5 separate regions of the Homo sapiens genome follow, and regions 1, 2, 4 and 5 are each linked to region 3. Evidence: chromatin loops called from intact Hi-C (ENCODE). Cell type or tissue: A673. All regions are shown on one strand. Region 1 overlaps GPC6 (glypican 6). Region 2 has its middle 77 kb from the start of LINC00363. Region 3 overlaps GPC6 (glypican 6). Region 4 overlaps GPC5 (glypican 5). Region 5 overlaps GPC5 (glypican 5).

Region 1 (5,000 bases), 1.1 Mb after region 3:
TGCTCCTTAAATCATTTATTTCCTTATAGGTTTCCACCTCTAAGGGCATGAGGGTCTGTTACATCATCTCTTTAGTAGGCAGAAGTCTCTAAATGTGGCAGAAGGGCTTGAATTCCAGTCAGAAAGAGAAAGAGATAGCAAACCCATCCCTGCCCAAGGGGTCTGTGCAAAGGAAGGAGGTGGAAGAATGGTAATGGTTTGCCAAGTCACCCAGTGATACGGCTTGGCTATGTCCCCACCCAAATCTCATCTTGAATTGTAGCTCCCATCATTCCCTCAGGTTGTAGAGGGACCCAGTGGGAGATAACTGAATCATGGGGATGGTTTCCTCCATACTGTTTTGTGGTAGTGAATAAGTCTCACGAGATCTGATGGTTTTATAAGAGCAAACCCCTTTCGCTTGGCTCTCATTCTCTTCTCTTGACTGCTGCCATGTGAGACGTGTCTTTCACCCTCCACCATGATTGTGAGGCCTCCCCAGCCATGTGGAACTGTGAGTTCATTAAACCTCTTTCTTTTGTAAATTGCCCAGTCTTGGATATGTCTTTATCAGCAGTGTGAAAACAAACTAATACACCCAGTTTCTCTCTGAGCTTTGCCTCAATGCTGGGAAGCCAAAGGGAAGCAGGATGTGGGGCCCAAATTCTGCCTAGGATTCTGTGAAGAGATTGCCTGGTGGGCTACCTGGACCAACTTTAGGGTCAACTTTGGGGCACAGAGTACTCAGAGGGAGAGCTACACCCCTCACCTGGGTAGCACTGGTCTGGCTCAGCAATCCCTAGAGCCCTCCTGGGAAGAACTCAGAAAGCAGCGGAGTTGCAAACCAGAGGCTTGTCATGGTCCCCCCATGCCAAGTGATCAAGGCTGGAGGTGGGCCAGAGGCCAGTTGAGTGACAAACCAGTGACTCAGGAGGTCTTCATGCCCAGAAAGGCCAATGTGAGGGTGAATACCAAAGGAAGGGGACTAGTTACCCGGTCCTTCCCAACTTGAATAAGAGCAGATCACAAAGTATACCACCCCCAGATATGCAGGCCAGCAGGGCCCTGGAAATGGGCAGAGCCCTAGGACCCTCAGTTTTCTTTCGTGAGAAAGAGTCACTCCTTTATCACTCCGCAATCTAAGAGATTTATTTCCTCCTCTACTCTGTGTTAATTGACAAGCATGTGTACAGCCTTTCGTACTTGTCAGATACTATTCTAAGAGCTTTAGAAGTGTTCATTCGTGTAGCACAATCCCAGTGATGAGAGATAGGAATTGCTATTACCCCTGTTTACAGATGGAAAAATCAAGGCACAGAGAGGTTCAGAAAAGGCTAAGTAGAGGAGCCAGGAGTCAAAGCCACTGCACCACAGCAAGTATCCCACTTGATTGACTGTCAGCTAGAAAGGCAAAACTGATCAGACTACATTTTCAACTAGATCAGACTAAAATGTTTTCTCCTGTTACCCATCAAGTGGGAGCTCCTGCGGAAAACTACACAGGTTATATGAGCAAGAAGAGAAGGAGAAGGAGAAACCAAGAGGTGGAGGAAAAAGGAACTATATGCCTTTTACATCAGAGTTGCAACATATGTATATTTTCAATTCAAAAATGGTGGCAGCTCACAACTTCCCAAAGGTCCTTCCAAAAGCTTGTAAAATGAGCCATTTCCTGGAGTGAGGAATGATGACTCACCCGCATGGCTGTTTTTCTCTTACCTCTGCTAGTTACCACTGGAAAGTGGAAATATGAGGCGCTGCTTGGACCAAAGTGAAATCAAAAGACATACTATTTCTCTAGTTTTTAAAATGGAAAAACCTCCAATTTGACAAGGGCTCTTCAGTTATGTTTAACATTTTTTTCCCAAAAGTCCACAAGACTGAAATGCCAACCTCTTTCAACAGACCAAACCTTTTAAAGGCCTTCATGTTCCCTATGCAGGAAGCCCATAGCTGCCTATAAGGCAAACATTTCACAACCCTTACCAACAGAGGACGAAACTAAACACTCAGAACAACAGAAAGGGAAGCCAAAGGCAGAAAGGATACAATTCTAAATGTTAAATGTGTTATTTTCAGAAATACACAGCAATTTTTAGGATTAAAATCAATCAATTTAAAGTATAAGGAGTTTCAGAGGTTTCACAGGGTTCCATTAATTATTTTCCCTGATGCGATATTACCAAATGGGGGCCCCTATTAATGGTGAAAATACGTCCTCAGTGATCTCAGTTCCTGATGGGTGGTAATATAGGACAGACAGCTCAGTAAGGTGGTAGGTTTATGGCACTGATAATACTTTCTATTTATCTGAAATTTGTTTCAGTTTTTCAAATCTAACATGCCAGTGAATAGGTCCTAGGATATGGTGTTGGTACAATGTCTGTAAACAATGATTCTTTCAGGGAGGGGAAAAAAGAACAGTGCTTTCAATGTTCAGTATCCTTTACATCTGCTGCTCAGCTGGAAACACTGTTAAAAGGCCATTAGAACCTTAAGGTAACAGGCCTCGAATGCTATGAAAGCCATGGAGCAATTTGCTGTTTGTGTTAGGCGTATCAGCTCCAGCCACTTCCTTTTCATGGGCTGAAAACAGCTTCTGTCATGAGCCGTGAAAATCAATTCCACAGTAACCAGGCTGAAATGCGGTTGAAGGTGGTGCACCTACAGGCTGGCGCTGTGCAGCAGAGCCTCCTTCTGGGCATCCGTGGCACCTTCCAGAAGTTTCAGGCAGCGGCTCCCAGCAGTGCCCGGGAGGTAATGAGCAGCTCAGTACTTCCAGGAACCTTCAGGCTTATGGCTTAGGACACTGGTCCTCTCTTATACTTAATTAGGTTAAAATAGAAATTGTCACCCTGAATGAAGATAGCTGTAGGAAGTGTCGTACTGGGAAAAAGCCTGCTCTTGCTTATTTGTATTCCATTTTTCCTGATTATAGTAATTGTGACAGAGGCTCACTTAAAAAAGAAAAAAAAAAAAAACACTTTTTGTGGGCCTTTTAAAGTACAGAACATTTTTAGACTTTTTTTTTTTCAAACATAAGATCATACTTTTGAAAATATATCCTTTAGGGGACTAAGCAGTTTTGTCAAGACTGTGCTTTTTAAAATCATGGCTAGAAAGGTTAAAACTCATTTTTAAATATGCTACAGGTTTTTCTGTTCTAGGAAATTGTTATTCCAGTTGTAAAAATCAACCTTGGTTATCACATAGAATTAAGCTCATTCTAACCTATATTTCTATATATAGTCAACCCTTTGTTATACTGGAAACCTTTGTATACACTGCTAAGCATGTTCTGAGTAAGAATAAATTGGCACTCCTAAATCACAGCAACCAGCTTATGTGTATACATATAACTTCTTGTAATATTATCTCATCATCAATAGCCCAGGCCGAGTAACTGATTCAGTTAATTAGTTAAATTTTGTGTTAACAACAAAATGGAAAAAATATAATTTCATGTTTTTTGGTCTGAATATCTGATGCACCTAACTTGTTTTAACTGAAATTTAAGTGTGATTACTCCATACATATTTTGTTGACTAAAACAGAAAAATATACAATTTTTATGTCTTTTGCACAAAATACATAATGAAGATCTCTTAGTGATTCTAAGACATTTCCAAGTTATATTTTAAAGAGGGGAAGGTGGTAATTGAAAATAGATTATTCATAATAGGTGTGTTGTTGATGACATATGATTTGCCATTTGTAAGGTATTTTATATTCAATTGAAACTGACCTTTTATGAGGGCCATGTGGTAATATAAGTGAAATGAATATATTCTTTATTGCGGTCATATAAAAAGATTGGCCTAAGCTTTTAACATAATGCTTGACCTGATATCTAATATCCCCAAGTCTGTGAAAGAATATTGAATAAGATACCATATCATGAAATGAGTAGTAAAAGCATAATAAAATCCTTTCACACATTAGCACTTGATAATGTAAAAGTAACAGTAAACTAAGATTCTCAAGTTCAAGGCAAATATAGTTGGAGGAGAAGCTAATAATGGATCACCACATAGGAGTGTCCAGCAATCCTGCATTTTCAGATTGTTAGTACTTTAGAATTACAAGTTCCCATTTTCAAAATAGCAATCCTAAACTCTGCAAAAACATTTGTTAGGCCAACAGAAAACAGAGGTCAAAGATAATCTTAATTTGTTTATTGGTGATTTTTAATATAGCTTGTAGGTATCTAAAAGCGATCTCAAAAATTCTGTCTTCTAAAATCAGTTCATTAATATAAACATCTCTTTAAAGAATTAGGTATCTCCTAAGGGTACTGCAAAGATACTAGAATGGTTTTTGTTGCAAGTTAGTTTCCAGTAGTTGTTTCTTTCATAATAAAATGTTACATTATACTTAAAATTTTTGTTAAATATTTGGCTGTAAAAAAAAAAAGAAAAGAAAAAAGAGAACAAATTACCAGAAATTTTAAATGTCACAGTTTTTTAAGTTTGAAAAACTCCCAATCATGGAGATTTGGGGGGGAAATTAGGATAAGCAAACAGCTAAAAGACAATTTTTTTTTTCCAGGAAAAAATGTAAGGCCTGTCATTTAAAAATACCTATAATGTGTGCATAGTGGCTTTTTTTTTTTTTTTTTTTTTTTTTTTTGAGACAGTCTTGCTCTGCCGCCCAGGCCTGAATGCAGTGGCACAATCTCGGCTCACTGCAAGCTCCGCCTCTGGGGTTCACCTCCTGCCTCAACCTCCCTAGTAGCTGGGAATACAGGTGCCCACCACCACATCCGGCTAATTTTTTTGTATTTTTAGTAGAGACGAGGTTTCACCGTGTAAGCCAGGATGGTCTCAATCATAGTGGCTTTTGTTAAGTTCATTTCACAAGTGCTAGTGACTTTGAGTTATTCTCATCTATTAAGAAAATAGTAAATAAAAGTTATTTATTATTATTATTTTTTAGAACACTTCAAGGTGTTTTCTTTGCAAAGAAAATGGTTGCCTCAACATCACTGCAATCTTAAGAAAAAAAATACCTCTAGTTCCTTC
Region 2 (5,000 bases), 1.4 Mb after region 3:
TTTGAAAGATGCAGAGTTACCTTGCAGAATGGAAGGTTGTTGAGTTCAGTTTGATTTAAAGCAGGAATAATCAGAAGTCCATGTGCCCACACTCACTTAATTCTTCCTGGAATTCATGACCTGTTGCCTCTGCTTTTCCTTGTTTGTTTGTATGATTCTCTGCTCTTGACAGTCTGGCTTCACCTTCTTTTCTGTGATCTTAGCAGAAGAGGCCAGCTTCATTTCTGCTGCTGTTGAACCACCTCAGTTAAGTGGACCACTAGGCTGATGTAGAAACTCAAACTCTAAGTTTTCAGGAAAAATAGTTTTATTTGTTCAACTTCAATGCTGTGCCCACTTCTGGCTTATCAATTATGTCCAGAACAGAACATTTGTACTGTCACATTGTATGAACAGACTTCCAGAGGCGTCATTCCCCTCTGTTAGTGGAAGGGGTCAGTTCCCATATGAGGAATGTTATCACGGACTGGGAGACATCTTTGAAGGTATCATCTTTTTTCCTTGGCTGCTCGACAGATAGCTTTCCTTCTTCCCACATGTTCACCAGTGTTCTTGGGTTTGGCCCCTATGTGAAAGAAGTCAACCATTTACTAAGGCATGGTGACCCTTAGGCCCAGGAAATTGTTGTATCCAGAGACAACTGCAACCTATAGTGGGGAGGTTTTTAGTGGTGGAAGAGAAAACTGTCACCAAAAAAATCCCATTTAGCAAATGGGGCAAAAACCAACATTTCTATGCTAATATATACAATCGTGTGTCCCAAGGATAAAGAGCATCCTGAAACAGGCACAGAAAAATAAGGCACAGAAATGATCAGCTGCTTATTGTGGCATGTGTGACAATTGGTTTAAAAACCTGCCCACTATTTTTCCCTGCCACGAGAAACTTTTTCTGGTTCAGGATCTTCAGGGAACCACTGGGAACATTTGGGGTCAGGATTAACCTTTTGGGATGATATGTGTTCTCTGGACACCACTTCTTTTTATCTTTGTAACCAGTCCTTAAGAGTGCAGAGGGCCTCTGATGAACAGCCTTCAGGGTCCTCTTTATATAGGTGGCATTTTATCTGATACTACAACTCCTATAACAACTTCAGTTTCGTCTTGGAGTCTGTAGCTTACCATAAAACATCTTTAGGATCCTTGAAAAGTAATAATCTGGGAATATCCTTGTCTATTTAAATTAAAAACAAAATTTGGGCCCTGGGTAGTGTGAGACTTCAGCTTCCCAGCAGATCTGTATGCTAGTCTATCGCTATTATTTCTTCAAAACGACCTTAACCTCAGGGCATCATTGAAGATAAAGACTTGGAGATAGTAGAGGCTTGATTTACATTTGATCTTTCAAGAACAAAGTATTCTGTTTTATTTGTACTTGCTGTTTGTTTTGATTTATTTAGGTTATTTTTATTCCACTGGAGCTGCGCTATGAACAAAGTAACCTATGGTCCTTGGAGGAGCCTAAGTAATAATTCCACAGTTGGATTGTCTTAGCTATTACTATTCTAGTTGCCAGAAACCTATATTGTCTCAGTTAGCTCATTAAGCCTTTTTATAGGGGTAGAGGGGTTTATTAGCTAAGATCATTCTGAGTGTTGACAAATGAACTCCTAAATCTCAGTTTACGTCAGTAACTCACATAGAGTCTAGATAGCCACCAGTGGGGAAGACAGCCATTTTGGGAATTAGGCTGACTTTATGTCATCTTTAAAAATGTTTCTACTTCCAACTAGTTGATGGGGAAGAGAGAGGTAGTTGGTCATAAGGACTTTACATTGCCAAGGTCCAGAAATGGAAGGTGCCCTCCCATTGGCCAGAACTCAGTCACATGGCTGTTTCTAATTGCAAAGGAGGAAATGTCTAGCTGTGTGCCCTGGTGGAGAATAACACTAATTTGGTGAACAATGAGCCAGTCTCTGCAACCGCAACAGCCTCTCTCCTTTGGTGACCAACTATCTGTTTCACTCTTTTCCCACACACATCGAGATAACTCAAAACCCCACCTGGTTACTATTTATGCTCAAAGTCCAGTATTTCTAAGTGTTTCCCAGTCATCTCCATCAGATTATAATGTGGCATCTTGATCCACCTTAGAGCTAAAAAGACAAGTTGTCTGCACTGTACCTTTCCCCAAATAATTACAAACCAACCACAGACAACAGCAATAAATCTCCCATATAGAAACAGGTCAAATGGCAGAGGCATGGCAATAGTTGGCCCATAAAAGTTGCAAAATCTTACTCAAAGAGTGGGGAAAGTTCCTTGATTAGAACCTGATTTTGCTGTTTTAGAGACACTACCTGTTTGCTGTTCTCTGCAGACTCGAGCTCCACCTTCTGGGAGATGCTTTCTTTTTTATTATTCTCCACCTCGGAAATCGATACTGAGAACTGTGCTCTCCTTAGTGGCTACAGAGTTTTTAGAGCCCATTCCTGCTGGTGCAAATCCAAGAGCCCAAAATTTTTATTAAGGCTGCTCTAGTCAAAGGTGTATGAAGTCAAGAATTTTCATTGCTTTTGGTAATATGATTTATAAATTTATAAATTTAGTGGGCTTGCATTAGACTTCATGTGGCAGTGACCACCATCCAAAGTTCCTTCCTAGATATACTTCGCAAGGTTGGCTTATGCCTTTTCTTTCTCATCCCTTGTCTCCTTCTCGATTTGTGGCTGATCACTCAAAGGCCATCTGAAATAATAGATGAGATGGCTGTAGCCTGAATCTGGTCATGTTTTGTGGGGCACAGAATTAAGGGGGTTTTGTAGCTCAAAATCTTTTTCAGTCTTAACTCTTCTTGTTTGGAGTCTGAGGTAGGTAGTGTTTTAACTTGTATAACTTCAAATTTCTGAATTTTCTCCTTTACTATACTGCCTGGATAGAGAGGATTCAACAAAGGAATTAAAGAGCTGGGGGGCTGGGTGTGGTGGCTTATGCCTGTAATCCCAGCAATTTGGGAGGTCAAGGCAGAAGGATCATTTGAAGTCAGGAGTTTGAGACCAGCCTGGGGCAACAAAGCAAGACCCTCGTCTCTAAAAAAAAAAAATATATATATATGTATGTGTGTGTGTGTGTGTGTGTGTGTGTGTGTGTGTGTGTATAAATATAAATATAATATATTATACATATATATAAAATAAAGTAAATTAGCCAAGCGTGTGCTACTCAAGAGGCTGAAGCTGGGAAATTGCTTGAGCCCAGGAGATCGAGCCTGCAGTGAGCTACGAAGCTATGATTGCACCCAGAGCAAGTCTCCAAAAAAAAATTAATTAATAAATTAAACTAGGAAGAAATAAATAACTAGGGCAGAGTGAGCCACTGATTAACTAAGCGTTTGTCCTTGAGTTATTATTTGTAGGATATCTGCACAAGGCAGCTGCCTAAACAGAACATTTGCGTTAGTGAGAAATAAGCTTTTCATATGCTAAGCTTTTGAAACTTCGATTTTTTGTGTGTGTTATATCTGTTAGCATATCCTGACTAATAGAGGGGTGGAGCATAGAATTTTCTTATAAATGTTTTGACCTAGGCACCAACTGTCTCTATGGAGTATGCCCTAATTTTCTCCACTTTCAGTGTAAAACATCTGAAATAGAGTTTGTCTGTTTCTGGTTTCATACACTCAAGTTATTGTAGCTTCTGAAGCACATTCTCATATTCTTCCAGTATACTTCCAAAGACTGCCCACTGCATAGCCAGCCAGGGGAAATCCTAATGGCTTCACACTTTCTCTTAGAGTCTCTTGTTTGAGATTGCATTGCCTGGTATGAGGAATTAGAAATATATTTCAGAATGCAAGAGTAGAAAGTACAGGTGAGCCTTGACACTGGAGAGCCTGCGGGAACTGGAAAATAATGAGGAACCAAGGCACTCTCTCCCTGGGGCTACCTGGTCTTTGCTCTGTTTCTCGCTGCATGCCGGCTTTGTTCTTGTCATCAGCGGTCACTTTACCTGCAGTTCTTCTTCTGCTAGAGTCCCCGCAGTTCCAGAGTTCACGTTACTTCAATTCAAGAGAAGAGCTCAAAGAGGAAGAGAACCTCTCAGCTGCAATTCCAAAATCCCGCTCCGTAGCATACAAAGTGGAGGAGTGGGTCAAAATGGTGCTAAGAGGTCCATTCCTTTGAACTGTGAGGTTCGAATTCCCAGGAAAAAAGAGAATGTTGCAGACCAGGCAAATACTTCTTAAGATTTATATGCTAACCAACTACAATGTCCTGGGGGACTGATACATTCATACCCAATCTGGGCTGATGGCATCCGCCTATATGAGAATAAAGTTGTTCTCTTTCATGCAAATAAACAACCACAGAACCGGATACCCTATGGTGTAGCTAAGAAAAATTGGATTTAGTCAGAAGACCTGATATTAGTTGTGGCTTTGCTTATCCTAGAAGTCTGACAATAGACAAAGCATTTAACCTCTTCAGGGTCATATTTCAGTGCTCTGAAATTGGGCTAAGGGTGTCACAGGTCCCTTTGTAGATTCGATAGGACTTTGATCTGGTTGTTTTGACTAAATATTTTGATGAATACTAACTGTTGCTGTGCAGATGGTGATAGTTTTATTTTTGAAGACTTGGGCTGCCTTTCTGATGAATTAAGTGAACAAATGTATTCTAAACACCCAAATCCATTAACCTTATACCAGTCCCCCCACACTAATTTCAGTGCAACAGGATCTTTCCCAAATGGGGACTAATTTCTAAACAATCCAATACGGAAAATTCATGAATTAAGTCTTAATGCATTATTAAAGCCATATTTGTTAAGATCACACAACTGCCAAATCTGAGAGTCCTATCTGCCACAAATGAGATTTGCATAAATGTGTTTTTAATCACTTTGTTTTCAATGTACCATAAGTGTCTTACCTAATCTAAATAAATGTTGGTATTAATTCATAGAGCAGTCAGTTTGTTCCTCTGTACTTTATAGTGCTCAAGAACTCTTTATCTGTGTCTACACGCTGTCCCTAAGGGGCCACTGGAGGCTCCTGTGTGAAAT
Region 3 (5,000 bases):
AGGGCACTTGGAACTGGAAGTACTTAATGAGTACAAATGTCACCATGGGGACATATGGCATTGGGGGACTAAACTGTATTCTTTCTTGCAAATCAAGTTCTTACCCCGGTGAGGTAAATTACCTGTTCCTGAGAGCCATCTGGTTACCTTAAAGATCCAATTTACCCCATGGGGCACCAACCAGGGAGTACGATTTACTCTGCTTATGATTAGACCCAGGTGACATAATTTTGCTTGACTTTCACCTTTGCATCATAAGCATCCAATAACCTAAATGGGTCCTCTTAGTCTCCTACAAGCTGCAGAAGTGTCATAGGCAGCCCACTTTAGCTCCAGTGAGAGAGAAAACAACTTGTAAAATAGCAAAATGGCCATCCTGTTCGAAGAAGCAATGAGAGCCTGAAGGCAGCAATATCCAGTAGAAACATCATGTAAGCCACAAAGGAGCTACAGGTGTAATTTTAAATTTTCTAGTTGCCACATTTTAAAAAAAGTAAGTTGAAGCTAACTTCAATGTTATGTTTTGTTTAACACAACTTATTCAAAACATTGTTTCAATACATAGTGAACACGAAACATTTAAATGAGATATTGTATATTCTTTATTATTTTCTGGTACTAAGTCTTTAAAGCCTAGTTTGTATTTTATACTTACAGTCCATCTCAGTTCATTCCACCGGACATCTCCATTGCTCAATAGTCACACATTGTTAATGGCTGCCATGTTAGATGGCACAGGTTTCAAAATCTGTTGTGGGTTTTTCGCTTAGAGCTCATCTCAGTTCTGTCTACAGCACATCCCTAGTGGTCAATAGCCATGTATGGCTGGTGGCTACCATATTGAGGGCATGGTCTAAGGTCCTTCCTAAGCACGTCAGGAGAGGGGGCCAGTTGCTACTGAGAGGGGTTGAGCATGGTTCCTAGGCTAGGGGTTGTTGTCTGAATGAACTAAAGGTGGGCTATTAGCTCAACATTAGAGAGTTCAGTATCTTCTTCTGAACTTTTTGAGTAGGTTGCATTTCAAATCAACAGAACTCATTTTTCTCTGACCTCACTCTCCTGCCCCTGCTCCATACCCCCAGTCAACTGTCCGAAGTACAGCAGGAAAGAACTGAATCGAAGTTAGGTTACAGTAGAAGTCTGTTTGAATCCAGCCTATGTCTAGAATTGCTTCAGTTTATATAAATGGGAACATGTTCCATCCAGCTTTGTGACAGCCATCAAAATTTTGCCTATGAACAGCTTTTTTTGGTTTGCATTTATTTATTTTTACTGAAGTTTAATAATCATCCAGAAAAGTAAACAAATCATATATCATCAGTTTGATGAATTTCTCACAAGATACTCATGCAATAAAACACCAGATATGTGGTGGTTTTAATAAAGGAAAATATTTTTTAAAGTTTTCGTTGAATCTAACGAGAACACATGGACACGGGAAGGGCAACATCACACACCAGGGCCTGTCGGGGGGTGGGGGCAAGGGGAAGGAGAGCATTAGGACAAATACGTAATGCATGTGGGGCTTAAAACGTAGATGATGGGCTGATAGGTGCAGCAAACCACCATGGCACATGTATACCTATGTACCAAACCTGCACGTTCTGCACATGTATCCCAGAACTTAAAGTAAAATAAAGTTTTTGTTGAATCTAATTCTTTTCACAAGATTTCATTCTCTTGAAAATTAATTTTCTCAAATCATGGATATGCAGGGATTAAAGATTACCAAAGAGCAGAGTTTATTATTGATTTACTGTAACTTTGAGATTATAAATTGCATCTAGGCTCTGGGCATGTACCTACATTTTAAAGGCAAAAGGCTATCAAAAAGTCGAACAGTGACTTGCTTAAAGCAGGCTGACGTCACCCTCTTTTCCTTCAAGATGGTCCAGCCTCGTCTCCAGGCATTTAGAGGCCACCTTCATTATAACCACCAGATGGCAGTGTTGTCCAGTCTTTGTCCACCTTTCACCCCCTTACCAGTCTTATCCCCGAGAATAAAACTGTAGATTGTTCCACTGCATATAAAACTGACAACCCTGTTATTTTAAACTTGAAACTGACAGGCTGTTATTTTAATGAGGTCTACCAGAGCCAAGGTTAACCAAAGCTTTATTTCCCTACAAAATGTTAAGGCCATAGTTCTAAAAGGGGGCTGTGAAATTTTATGTTATTGATACTTTTTCTGACTGTACAAGTTTTAAGATAGATATTTTCTGACAAGTAAAGCTACATGATGAATATAGACATATGTTTATGTATAATAGCCAAATTCTACATTACAATTGCTTCAAATTTCCCCCGATAGGTCCTTTTACTCTAAGTTAAACTCCCCCTGACACAAAATTCTTTGTATCCATTTCAGCCTATGTTGAAGCAAAAGTATGTATTTTTAGCACTTTGACTTTCCAGCTTAATGAGTCAAAGAAAAATTTAAAGCTTATTTCAGTCTCATTAATATTCCAAAATGAAATCAAGTGTAGTATTTAATTCTGTATTTCTATGAAATAAGCTTAGATCCAGAACAGTAAAACTTAGAAAGGATTTTTTATAATAGGTACTTCTACAATGTGTGATGGTTAATGGCATTACCATTTATTTCCTTTCCCTTGAAATGTCTTTTTATGTTGATCAAGGAAGGATTTAAAGTCAGTTACTAACTGTGCCAATATTAAAAACATTAGAAACCACCTTTCCCAAGTGATTTTGCTAACATTTTTTGCACCCTTTAATCTGTTCCAAACAACAATTTTAAACATTTAACCAACCTTCCTGTCTGAATTTATGAAGTACATCCTGCAAATACTCAATCCATTTCTACATTTACAAGATTTACTTGGAACGATTATTGTCACCATTGATTCTTGTTATTGGCCAAAGGCCTGTCCACAAAAGGACTTTATAAGCTCAGGAGGAGCCTGGATTTCCGAAAGTGGGCATTGAATAAATGATTTTCATGTTCAGTTATTATTAATTAGTGGCAATGCCCATTCACTTCAAGAAACATCTAATGCAAACCTACTGTGTATAAAGAACTGTGCCTGGAAGACAAAGTTTATAAAACCAAGTTAGAAACAGTCCCTGTCCTCAGGATCAGCTACGTAATTTGTAGAGCCCAGTGCAAAATGAAAATGCAGGGTTCCCTGTTTAAATATTATTAGGAATTTGAACGTGGCAACTACAGAGTGTCAGGTACTTCTAAACACTGGGCCTTGTGCAACTATGCAGGTAGTATCCCATGAAGCCTGCTTGTCTTCAAGAAGCTATGATCTAGTTGGGTTTTCTTGACCTGTACAACAAGGAGTGAGACAGGTGTTGATAAAAATTATGATAACAACAGTGATGGCTACCATACCTATTGGACACTCAGCAACCAAATCCATAATTGCCTCCAATTTGTAAAAAATGTTGAAAGGTAGCTGTTGATGTCTCAACTTTACAGATGCAATAACTGAGAATTGCATTTCTATGGTGACCTTTTTGTTTAGTGAGATGTCATCAAATCCTCACTAAGTGGCTGGCCCCATGCTACACCCATCACTCCTATCTTATTGTTTAATCACCACAACCTCACAAGAACAGTGAACACACTGAGGCAGTGAAGAGTGAAGTCTCTTGGCCTTGATCACATAGCACAAGTAGTAGGGCCTGGTTTTGAGCCTTGGCAGTGGGGGCCCAGAGCCTGCAGTCTCAAATTAACCATTACAACAGAACTGGTGAACTGGAGAGTGTGAATGCATTTGAAAAGCCCTGTGCCTATTGGTAGGTCTCACTCATTTCAAAAAAGATGGAAAATATATTTGGGGGGAGGAGGATAGCACTCTGGAAATCTTGGTACTCTTCCCTGAATTATCAGTCCATGCTAATGTTCTAGACCTTCTCCAACATCATTGTGATTCTAGCAGCCCTACAAACAATTTCCTAATTCTTGGCCTTTTTTTTAACGCCACTATGGTTTGAGTAGCCTTTCCTAATTTTCTAAACCATTTCTAACAATGCCTATGTCTAGAACCCTCCAAACAAATACAAGACTATACATTTTTCAAGATAACATTTTAAATCAGCCCATCTTCCTTTAGGAGGTCCAAAGACAGATGAATCAAATGCTATTTGCCCAATTATGCTTCTGGTTATGTATAACAGTGGATTATACTGTCCCTGAATCAATCAATCAATCAATCATCTATCATCGATCAGTCATCTATCATCTGTCTTAACTATCAGCGGAAATAATAATTTTCAGGTGGTGCTAAGAACATTCTAGATGCACAATACCATAAAACTTATGCCATTTCTCTAACAGGCAAGTGTGAAAAAATGAAAGTCCTAAAAACTCCTCCTGGCTTTAAAATGGAAAAAGAGTTCCCCTTCTGGATTTTTTATTCATAAAACAGCACAGACCAACTCCTCCCCTGGGTTTCCATGACAAAGGGAGAGTTTTCCCATAGGGCTGCATATGTAGGCTGGAAAGCCAGCCCTACATATTTAATGGTCTGTATCTAACAACATTGCATTAGAAATCCTCTCCTTGAGACTATTTCTCTTATGAAATGAAAAGTAGTAAAGAAAACAAAATTTTCACCACCCTGCCATAGGAACCCATGGGGACTTGAAAGGGCTTTGCATTTTCCTATTACATTGTACTTGGGAATAAGGTTGAGAAGCCAGACAGTAAATCTGATTCAACCAAATCCAAAGCGCTTGGAGGAATCACCTTTTTATTGCAGATAAGTATAAAAACAGTACTGGAAGCACACTGGAATCTGAAAGATCAAACGCCAGGGGCTTTCTGTTAATAGATTTGGTAGCTAAGCAGTGGTATTTAGAAAATAGCCTTTATCTCTTCAAAAAAAAAAAGGTCTCAGCAAAAGGAGCTCTGAATGTAAATAATTAGAATGATTTGTGTCAAGTTAGCCTCAATATTAGGTTGCTTTTCTATTACTTCTTTGACGAGCCTTATGTTTTATTCCTGATGCACTGGAAAGTCATAGTATAAT
Region 4 (5,000 bases), 1.6 Mb after region 3:
GAGTCTCACTCTGTTGCCCAAGCTGGAGTGCAGTGGTGCAATCTGGGTTCACTGCAACCTCTGCCTCAAGGCAGAGGCAATTGCTCAAGGCTCAAGCAATTCTCCCACCTCAGCCTCCGGAGTATCTGGGATTACAGGCACCTGCAATCATGCCCGGCTAAGTTTTGTATTTTAGTAGAGATGGGGTTTCACCATGTTGGCCAGGCTGGTCTTTAACCCCGTTGACTGTAGTCACCCTGTTGTTGTGATAGCAAATAGGAGATTTTATTCATTCTAGCTATATTTTTGTACCTATTCATAATCCTGACTCCACCCCTTTGCCCCACTACCCTTCCCAGCCCCTGATAACCATCATTCTATTCCCTATCTCCATGAGTTCGATTGTTTAATTTTTTTGCTCTCACAAATGGGTGAAAACGTGAAGTTTGTTTTTCTATGCCTGGCCTATTTCACTTCACATAATATCCTCCAGTTCCATCCATAATGTTTCAAATGACAGGATCTCATTCTTTTTGTGGCTGAATGGTATTATACTTCATTGTGTACCGCATTTTCTTTATCCATTAGTTTGCCGATGAACACTTCTGTTGCTTCCAAATCATGGCTATTGTGAATAGTGCTGCACTAAACATGGTAGTACAGATCTACATTTGATATGCTGATTTCCTTTCTTTTGGGTATATACCTAGCAGTGGGATTGCTGGATCATATGATAGTTCTATTTTTAGTTTTATGAGAAACTTCCATACTGTTTTCCATAGTAGCTGTGCTAATTTACATTCCCACTAGCAATGTACAAGCGTTCCCTTTTCTCCACATCCTTATCAGCATTTTTTATTGTTTGCCCTTTCAATAAAAGCCATTTTAACTGGGGTGAGATGATATCTCATTGTAGTTTTAATTTGCATTTCTCTGCCATTGGTATGTCTTTCTTAGACCTTTTGCCCATTTTTAATCAGATTATTAGATTTTTTCCTATTGAGTTGAGTTCCTTATATTTTCTGCTTATTAAGCGTTTGTCAGATGGATAGTTGGCAAATATTTTTTCCCATTCTGTGTGTTGGAAGACAACATTATTTCAATAAATGAAATCACATTCACTATGATGTCTCCAAATTACCTGTAACAAACCTTTAATGTTTGTATGAATTGAAGGAAAAAGAGAAAAAGATAATTTTCAGCATTAAATTATTTCTCAAAGGTTTTGCTCTTGACTTTTTAATACATTGTGAATTTCAAACAGCCAAATTACATTATGTTTAATGAAGCTGATGACTTCTGAAGAAAATACACATTTGATGTGTGGTAGGAGAAGAAGGAGAAAGTGTAGAGGATTCAAATGTAACAACAGCTTCTCTCCAGAGTGAAAACTCCCCAAATTAATTCTGGATCTGAGAGTTTGTTTTTGATAAACTCAGAATAAAATTGTTTCTTTAAATATCTGAATATAATTAAATGTCAAATTGAGTTTAGAAAATATAACACCCCAAAAAGTTAAAGTAAATATTATATTCATGGTATATGTCTGGCGGCAGAGGTGTAGACTTGCTAGAACCTAACTCTGAGGCAAGGGCTGTAGCTGGCAATTCACATAACCAGGATCTCCTTTTTCCCTCTTGCTGGAGGCCTGGATTCTTGTCAATGGAAGATAACACATTGATACCATCTCTTTGAATGTGCACTGCTATGTTACCAAATGTGTATTTGCAGAGTTTGAACAATAGAAACAATGAATGTAATAATATTTTGGAAAAGTAATCCTACCCACACCGAGAAGAATACGGTTTGAGAAGTTTTACGGTCTTGCCCTTCACAGCACAGATTTGGAGTGAATTCGAACAGGGCTTGACTCTTAGCCTCTCTGTTTATTGTGCCTGCCACTTCGGGAAAGTCACATAAACTCTCCAAACTTCAGTATCCTCACTTGGAAAATAGGGATAATGTTATCTATGCTGCCCTCTGTAGGGCTGTCATGAGGAATAAATAAAATAGTATATTTTAATTTCATGTCCACATTCCCTATATATTCAGTGGTACTAAAGAAAGCTTATTGGTTGCTGTTGTTTGTTTCAGCATAGAATTTGTTTCAAGTCCAGGTTCCAACACAAACTAGTCTGAGACGTTCATCTTGGAGTATTTTTTTGCTACTCTTTCCACTTCTAAAGATTGTCCTGAAAGATTGATAAAATATCATGCTCCTACTTTATAAGCTCTACCTTTTAAAATAAAATATTAGCCATACATTAATTTATAAAAAATGTTTTGTAGACATACATTGTGCCAGATACTATAAAGCACCAGGATAGAGCTATGCTGAGATCTGAATTCCTTACCCAGGGAGCTGGCAGTCTAATAGGGAGACAGAAAAACAAATGGCCATTACAATGAAGGATGAAAAAGAGATGAAGAGAGGGGATAAAAACAGTATCTGAGGAGCCTCGGTGGGAAGACTTTCTAGATGTGGTCAACCTGGAGCTGAATCTTGAAAGATGAGAGGAAAGTAGCAAGGCAAACAAGCAGAGGAAGGATATTCAGACAGCAAAATTAAGAAATCAATTGTAAGCATGAGAGGTATTCAGAGAAATATGGGTAACTCTGTGTTGCTGGCATATAAATGAAGAAGCAGGAAGTAGCAGAAAATGGAGGGATCTTCTTATAAACATGAAAGAATATTCATGATTTTTGTTACTGTTATTATTAGCACCAGATTGTATGAAGAATAAAATCTTATATTTGGGGTTTTATAATAGAGATGGAATGATTGACTCTTGCCACGTTCACTGATCTCAGTGGTGAGAGACAAAGTCTCCAATCCTGAGTCTTATATCATGGATATTTCTTCATCATTGACAATAAGGAAAAAGAAAAACTTAGGCAAAAATATGTGCTGCATTTCAGAAATAATAAGTAAACTACATGTTAAAATCACCATGTTTTGCATATAGTCTGTTGGATCAGAATCTTCAAAAACTAGATTAATTCTCTAAGCATTCTGCACACACACACAAGTTTAGATTGTAGGTGAGAACTGGAGACATAGACAGAAAACATGTTTGTTGTATGAGCCCTTGTCCATCACCGTGGGATAAATTTTCCATAATTGTCATTTCTTTCCTGCTTCCATGTAAACTCTAGAATCTTCTCTGTTTCAGGATATCTGTATTTTCTCTACTGTATACAGTGGTTAATCCTTGGTATAGTACAGCAAGAGTTAAATAAATTCTCCAGAGTTGAGAAAATTTATGAGATAAAATTCCAAAGTAAGTATAAACATCCAAGTCCAGCCCCTCATGAAGTCCAGATAGCATTATTACTGATAATGAATGAAGTCATCATATGTTCCTGTTAATTGTTAATTCTCTGTTTTATTTGCTGTCAGGAGACTAGAGTTATACTGATCAAATTATTTTGTTTACTTAATCATTTAGAATTATTTCCCTTCCTAAGCCTTCTTCCAGCTCACTATTTCTTGAATTTAGAGCTCACGCTGGAAAAGGGAGAAATAGGAGGAAATTCTGATTCATAAATAGACTTGTGGAATTAGTTATTAAGAAATGTTCAAAATGTAGAGTTTTTCAATCTTACAGTCTATAAATAGTACTTCTAGGGTCTCATCTGAACAAGAAACATGCACACACTCTCATAGAAAAGACGAGTCAAGTCTTTTTTCAGGAACCTGTGCTGATCACTCTATTCAACTGTTTTGAAAATAATGTTTAATTATATTTTTCGTTGCAACATGTATACGTACAAAATCTGAGTACTCAACCATGGAATAAATAAAGTTACTATGTTGCTTAACCAATTCTTTTTTTCTTTTGAGAGGAAGTCTTGCTCTGTCGTCCAGGCTGGAGTGCAGTGGCGTGATCTTGGCTCACTGCAACTTCTGCCTCCCAGGTTCAAGCAATTCTCTGCTTCAGCCTTCCGAATAGCTGGGATTCCAGGCACCCACCACCATGCCTGGCTAATTTTTGTATTTTTAATAGAGACTGGGTTTCATCACCTTGGCCAGGCTGGTCTTGAACTCCTGAACTCGTGATCCACTTGCCTCGGCCTCCCAAAGTACTGGGATTACAGGTGTGAGCCACCGTGCCTGGCCTAAGCAATTCTTTTTATTATGTTGTTTGGCCAAGTGCTTTTTAGGAAAACAGTTGTTATATGGGATGTGGAAAAAAATGTTCACATTTGAATATGGCTCTAAAAAACTGCCTCTTACTATCACAATTGAAATATTTTCATATATGCCACAATATCTCCAAGGCTCACCTCTTTTACATCTATAAAGAGAGAACGATGATATCTAACATGGTTGGCATACGATTGAAATGGATAATGAAGGTAGAAAAGCTTTGTCAGTTGTGAAATTTTCTATGTTTCTGTGTTGTTTTCTCCTGGTTGTTGATGGCAATGTTCTTTATACAACTAATGAAACAAAACAGAAAAGAAGAAAAAGTAAACAATCCAAAATTATGTGGGAGCTTTTTAGCCAAAGATCCATGGTTATCTGGGAAGAATTCTTTGTTCATAGTCACATGAAAAATAGCTTCTGATGATCTATCAACAGTTCCCACTGCTCTGATTTATGCCATAAAATCTGTATTCTTATCTAATGCAGGAATATACATTAAGTGATTGAATAGCAAATTTTGAGCAGCAGATGGGAGGGAAAGATCATATGTAACATAATAACACAGGAAGTTCCTATATTTGTTGACTTCCATGACATCCTATCAAATGTAGCTGGTAAGCTATTTTCTTCCCCTCTAGAGCCAGAGTAGTATTTAAATCACCTTTCTAGGTATTACGTGACAAACAACAGGAATAAATTCAGTTCACCAACAAGAAATGTGCAGATGAAAAATACAACTGGGAAGACAGAAGTCATTTGTTAAAGAGGATCACTATTTTGAAGAACATGCATTGCAATTCTGGAATTGCTTGGTGAACTATGGGAACAAAGTCTGTTACAGCTATTTCTGTAGGAAACTGCTACACTCCTT
Region 5 (5,000 bases), 1.8 Mb after region 3:
TTAAAACAACTGAAATGCATTCTCGCGCAGTTCTGGAGGCCAGATGTCCAAAATCAAGGTGTTGGCAGGGCCAGGTTCCCTCTGCAGGCTCTGGGAGAGTCCCAGCCTCTTCCAGTTTCTAGTGTCTGAAAATGTTCTCTCGCTTGTGGCTGCATAACTCCAATTTTTATGTCCATTCTCACTGCATGAATGGCCTTTTCCCCAATGTGTCTGTGTTTCAAATTACCTTTTCTTTTAATTATAAAAATAACAGTCACTGGAATTAGGACCCTAAGTCCAGGATGGTCTCCTTTTGAGCTTATTAACTTAATTACATCTGCAAAGACCCTATTTCCAAGTAAGATCAAATTTTCAGTTACCAGAAGTCAAGACTTGAACATATCTTTTTGGTGGCCACTATTCAATCAGCTTCACTATTATAAGAATAAAAGAGAACAGAGCTGCTAGTTGTCCAAAATTTGCCCAGAAGGGAGCAGAAGGAGTAGAGAAGATGGAAACTATTGCCAAGGGTAGCGCCTCAGGAGGTTTTAAGCTTCATGTGAGCAATTGAGTATAGCAAAGCTGTAATGGAACAGAAATCAGGGAAATCATTGAGGTTTTGTGGATGAATAGTTCTATCTCTTTCCAGCGTCCCTTTCTCTTCCTTCCTTTTGGTCCATTCTGAGATAAAAGCTGGCAGAAGTGTCTTTACTCCTGACCTTCTTGCTAGATAAGACCAGCAAATAACACTCTCAAGTAATAAACATTCTTCCGAGTAGGGATAGTCCTTTGATTTATTATGATTCTCTGGCATTTTAGGGCAATCTCAGCTGCTCTCCTGCTCACCTCAAAGTTGTCTTGACTTGTCTGTCTGCACATAGAGTTCAGAGCCAGACTGCCCACTCAGAAGAAAGACCTGCTGATGATGAAATCATTCACAACAGAAACAAAATCTTACAGAAGTTATGTGTGTCAGTAATCCAGTTCTTTCACATGAATATAAATAGAGAATCAAAGATCATCAGGAACATGCAGAAAACCCAATACTATGAGAGAGAATGATGAATATTTTTCTGATAGTTCATATCAATTATGACAATCTGTAATACTTATAAAGAGATTACTATTTTCCAGACACTGAATGAAACTCTTCAGGTGAAAATACAACAAACTTTGAAAAAAAATTAATTTATTAGCTTCAGAATGATTTGAAGAAGGTATTGCCTCAATTTTCCCTGTCCAAGAAATAGGGTTGTTAGAGGATTAAATGAGTTTCTAGATGGATGCACTCTGAAAAGGTGCTAGCAGAGTTGTTTCAAAAGAGCAGCTCTCTTTCAGGATTTAGATAAAAGTCATTTCCTTGGCAAAAATGATTTCTACTTTATCTGTATCACTCTGAGTTGAATCCGTAGACAGACTTGTAGTATTTTAAACAAGAGAAGTTTTATTATAAAGAATTATTAAGCAATGAGAGTAACATAACTACAAGGTGCAGTGGAAACTAAAAGATACCTTAGGCCTGAGGGAGAGTAATTTAGGAAAGACAAACTTGGAAGAATACCTCCCCAGGGCTCAGGTTCAGGCCTTGTTGGAGGTTGGAGAAGGTGCGATTGCTGTTCACTGGATGACGGAGAACTTCGTCGGTTTGCCCAGACCAGATCTGATGCACATTCACTAGACAAGCAAAGAAGAAGTCCCTCTTCAGGGTGCAGGTGGACTGCAACTGGGCAGGTATGAAGACATTGGTATGCTGCTGATGACAACTGGAATATGCAGTGTCCACATTGGGAGGGCTGTAGGAAGGAGTTACTAGGCTAGCCTGGGATTGCAAGGTTGCCAAGGGAGCACGCATTTTAGCCACATGGTAGGAGCTATGATCAGTTGTCTTCACACATGCTCTGTTGACCAAGGGTGCAACCGCCTGAACCAGCGGAAGCCCTCTTCCTCTTGTAATGTCACTATATCGCCCTCTACCGAGAAATTTTAACAATGTACTCACTGTTCGGGAGAAAGGAATCCATCCCATTCATTAGCACAGAGTAAATATTGAAGAATGAATTAAAAGCTGAGAGGCAAGAAATTGAAAACTATAACAGAATCTAAGAAATCATATTGGAAAAACATTGTATAATTGAAAATCATCTGCTTCTTGTCTCTGGAGTAGTACAATGAGGCAATAAATGTTCAGCACTACTTTTTAAATTTAATTCTCTCATAACTGGACTACTAACATAATAGCTAACAGCTTAGTGCCAGTTACCCTTAAAAATGGTTTAGATTCATGAACCTATTAAATGCTCACTATATGCTTTTGAGTTAAATACCTTTATTAGGCACACCTGAGGAAACTGACACATACATTTTATTTACCATAAATTCCCATCAGACCAGTAGCCACGATCTTTAAAACCACTTGCTAGTGAAAGTTTGAGGGAGAGATAGTGGTCTACCTGGATTAATGTCATGATAGTTTTGATAAAATTCAACCTCTGTACACTTACAAAAAAATCTCATAAAACTTAAGCATTGGTCCAGAGAACAATTATTGGTAAAGTTAAATTGATCGCATCAAAGCCAATTTATTATTTTTTATTTTGAAAAATGAAAAGTAACTTGAGAGATTTGTGCTTTACCATCTCAAAGAAGTCAATATCTACATATCTAATCTTTCTCTAATAGTTATAATAGGCAATTACCATTTTGTTTTTTGTTTTGGGAAGAGCTACAGGAATAGAGAACTGCAATCCCCCTAGTAAAATGGTTGAGTTTTTCCTGTTATTTTGCTAACAGATATCTCTTGCTTTCAGTTATATACAGAATAATAAATCATGAAGCTAGACATTTTGTGTCATATGGTGAGATAATATATTGAGGAAGAACAACTTGGGAAAAAAGGTTAATGTAAAAAAGAATTCTTTTTCATTGTCTTTTATTCTTAAAGGATTATTAGAGCTTCATTCTTAGCATTGATCAGGGTATAAAGAAACCCTAATGTCATTTTATTTTAAAAAAGAAACCCCCTTTTTTGCCTAATGAACCCAACCATATCTAACAGAAATGCTTCTGTGACATCAGTGTGCCTTCCTTATCAAGAGGCCAGGGTCACCACAGCGGTATCCATCTTCCCTGCTGAAAACAGAACAAAGAACACAACAAAGAATGATGGTATTCAGCTTTTGGCGAAAGGCCAAAATGTCCCAACAAAAGGTGATACCGTTAAAAAATGGACAACAATGGTTGGACACTCAGAAAGCTTCCTGACAAAGAAGGTCATTTGGGAAAATTGTCTCTTTTTAGCATAGTATTTTTACTATGAAAATGAAGAGATGATAGTTCTATTATTTAGTCAACTCGGACCAGATATTTAATTCTGAAGGAAAATCAATATTATACAAAAACAAATGTATTTTCAAATATGAACATGCTTATTTTCAAATATCTCAATCAGAAAAATAAAAGTTTATCAATAATCTTATTTAATCTAGATGAAGTAGATTTATAGCCTAAGATTTCACATGGCTAACAGCTTACTTTTTTTTCTTTTTTCCAGACAGGGGCTCATTCTGTTGTCCAGGCCGGCGTGCAGTGTTGCGATCATTTCTCACTGCAGCCTTGACCTCCTGGGCACAGGTGATCCTTCCACCTCAGCCTCCTGAGTAGCTGGGACCACAGGCACCACCAAACTCATTTAATTTTTCTAGTTTTTGTAGATATGGGACCTCGCCATGTTGCCCAGGCTAGTCTTGAACTCCTGGTCTCAAGCAATCCACTCACCTTCGCCTCCCAAAGTGCTGGGATTACAAGCTCACATTTTTGTAATATTAAAAGTAATCCTTGAAATAATGGATATTCCAAATGAGTTTGCCATATTTGGATTTGGAATGCAGTTTCATATTTATATTTTATTGGATTAATCTAGTTATTGGGAAATATATATAATTAAAAGGATCATGAAGCACACTGATACCGGAAAGGCACTTTTGTAATATTAAAAGTAATCCTTGAAATAATGGATATTCCAAATGAATCTGCCATATTTGGATTTGGAATGCAGTTTCATATTTATATGAAATCTGGTTATTGGGAAATATATATAATTAATCAGGTTATTGGGAAATATATACAATTGAAAGGATCATGAAGCACACTGATACCAGAAAGACATTTTAATATACACCATGGCGCATGGCCTGGCTCCTTCTTTCACTTACTGCTTGTGTCATCCTGTTCAAGTCATTTAACCCCAAGTCGTAAGCCTCAACTTGCTCTGTTATGAAATGCACAGAGTTGCTGTCTCTCTATACTTCAGGATTATGGTGAGAATAGAACTGGAACCATATATGTGGCAACAATTTATGACATGTGAGATATGAGTCTAATTATTCTCAGAATCCTTGCCTCAGCTGTTTGTATGCTCCTCCCAAATTTTCAGAAATGGACAAAACTAGCCCCCTCTCAAATTATGTATGCAACAACTGATTGTATATTTCCCCAAGAGAATATTTAATGCTAAGGATGTCTCCCCAACTATGTTAGACATAAGAGTCAAAAGAGATGGTGGTAAGTCTTGGTGAGAAGGGTCTGGAACTTGGAATCAAAAGAAGGAGGAGAAAAACATTGAGCAGTCACTCGCCAGCTATGTGGCTTTTGGCAATTTGTTTATTGCACAGAGCTTCAGCTTCCATATTGGTAAAATTAAGATGATATTTGAACTCAGCATTTTATGTGGCTGTTGTGAGGATCAACTCTAGCAATGTAAAGGTGCCATAAAAATAGATGTAAATTATAAAAATAATACTAATAGGTATAATTGTAGTTAAATTTCAATTCAGACACCCTTTCTTTTGAATATTTGGTAGGTTCTGCTGTGTTGGTTGTATATGGATTTTCCTCCATATCCACTTTTTTGGACTTGATCTCACCATTTTTTACATATAAACATATCACAATATTAATAACATTAATTAATTGAAGGTTAATTATATCAACTAAGTAAAATAAATCTTTAACCAGAAATCAGA

The links. Peaks named below come from ENCODE experiments on the same cell type or tissue, not always from the same donor. Only the 100,000 strongest peaks of a DNase experiment are listed, where the experiment ranks them.
Region 1: it touches region 3 in a loop (4-fold over the local background); 6 of 110 quality-filtered maps call a loop at or near these places.
Region 2: it touches region 3 in a loop (2.2-fold over the local background); 6 of 110 quality-filtered maps call a loop at or near these places.
Region 4: it touches region 3 in a loop (6-fold over the local background); 7 of 110 quality-filtered maps call a loop at or near these places.
Region 5: a loop joins it to region 3, with 6 times the contacts of the local background. A loop is called at or near these places in 3 of 110 quality-filtered maps.

The regions. Positions count from the first base shown.
Region 1 is chr13:93,246,398-93,251,397 of GRCh38, reverse strand. All of the region lies in intron 1 of GPC6 (glypican 6), which reads right to left. Among named protein-coding and RNA genes, the nearest start is that of GPC6, 22 kb to the right of the region's middle. RefSeq lists enhancers at 2,173-2,672, 2,673-3,174. In A673, a CTCF peak has its summit at 2,679 (motif pointing left); DNase peaks (open chromatin) are centred at 1,657 and 2,597; H3K4me3 peaks cover 841 bases; H3K27ac peaks cover 2,847 bases.
Region 2 is chr13:92,965,449-92,970,448 of GRCh38, reverse strand. No RefSeq gene overlaps it. Among named protein-coding and RNA genes, the nearest start is that of LINC00363, 77 kb to the left of the region's middle. In A673, a CTCF peak has its summit at 2,331 (motif pointing left); no DNase peak of the experiment used is centred here.
Region 3 is chr13:94,359,523-94,364,522 of GRCh38, reverse strand. The region is part of intron 6 of GPC6 (glypican 6); the gene reads right to left. Among named protein-coding and RNA genes, the nearest start is that of DCT, 120 kb to the left of the region's middle. In A673, a CTCF peak has its summit at 1,940 (motif pointing right); a DNase peak (open chromatin) is centred at 1,932; H3K4me3 peaks cover 364 bases; H3K27ac peaks cover 1,175 bases.
Region 4 is chr13:92,713,885-92,718,884 of GRCh38, reverse strand. The region is part of intron 7 of GPC5 (glypican 5); the gene reads right to left. The region is part of intron 1 of GPC5-AS1 (GPC5 antisense RNA 1); the gene reads left to right. Among named protein-coding and RNA genes, the nearest start is that of GPC5-AS1, 5.2 kb to the left of the region's middle. In A673, a CTCF peak has its summit at 1,969 (motif pointing left); no DNase peak of the experiment used is centred here.
Region 5 is chr13:92,570,561-92,575,560 of GRCh38, reverse strand. The region is part of intron 7 of GPC5 (glypican 5); the gene reads right to left. Among named protein-coding and RNA genes, the nearest start is that of MIR548AS, 83 kb to the right of the region's middle. In A673, a CTCF peak has its summit at 1,962; a DNase peak (open chromatin) is centred at 1,920.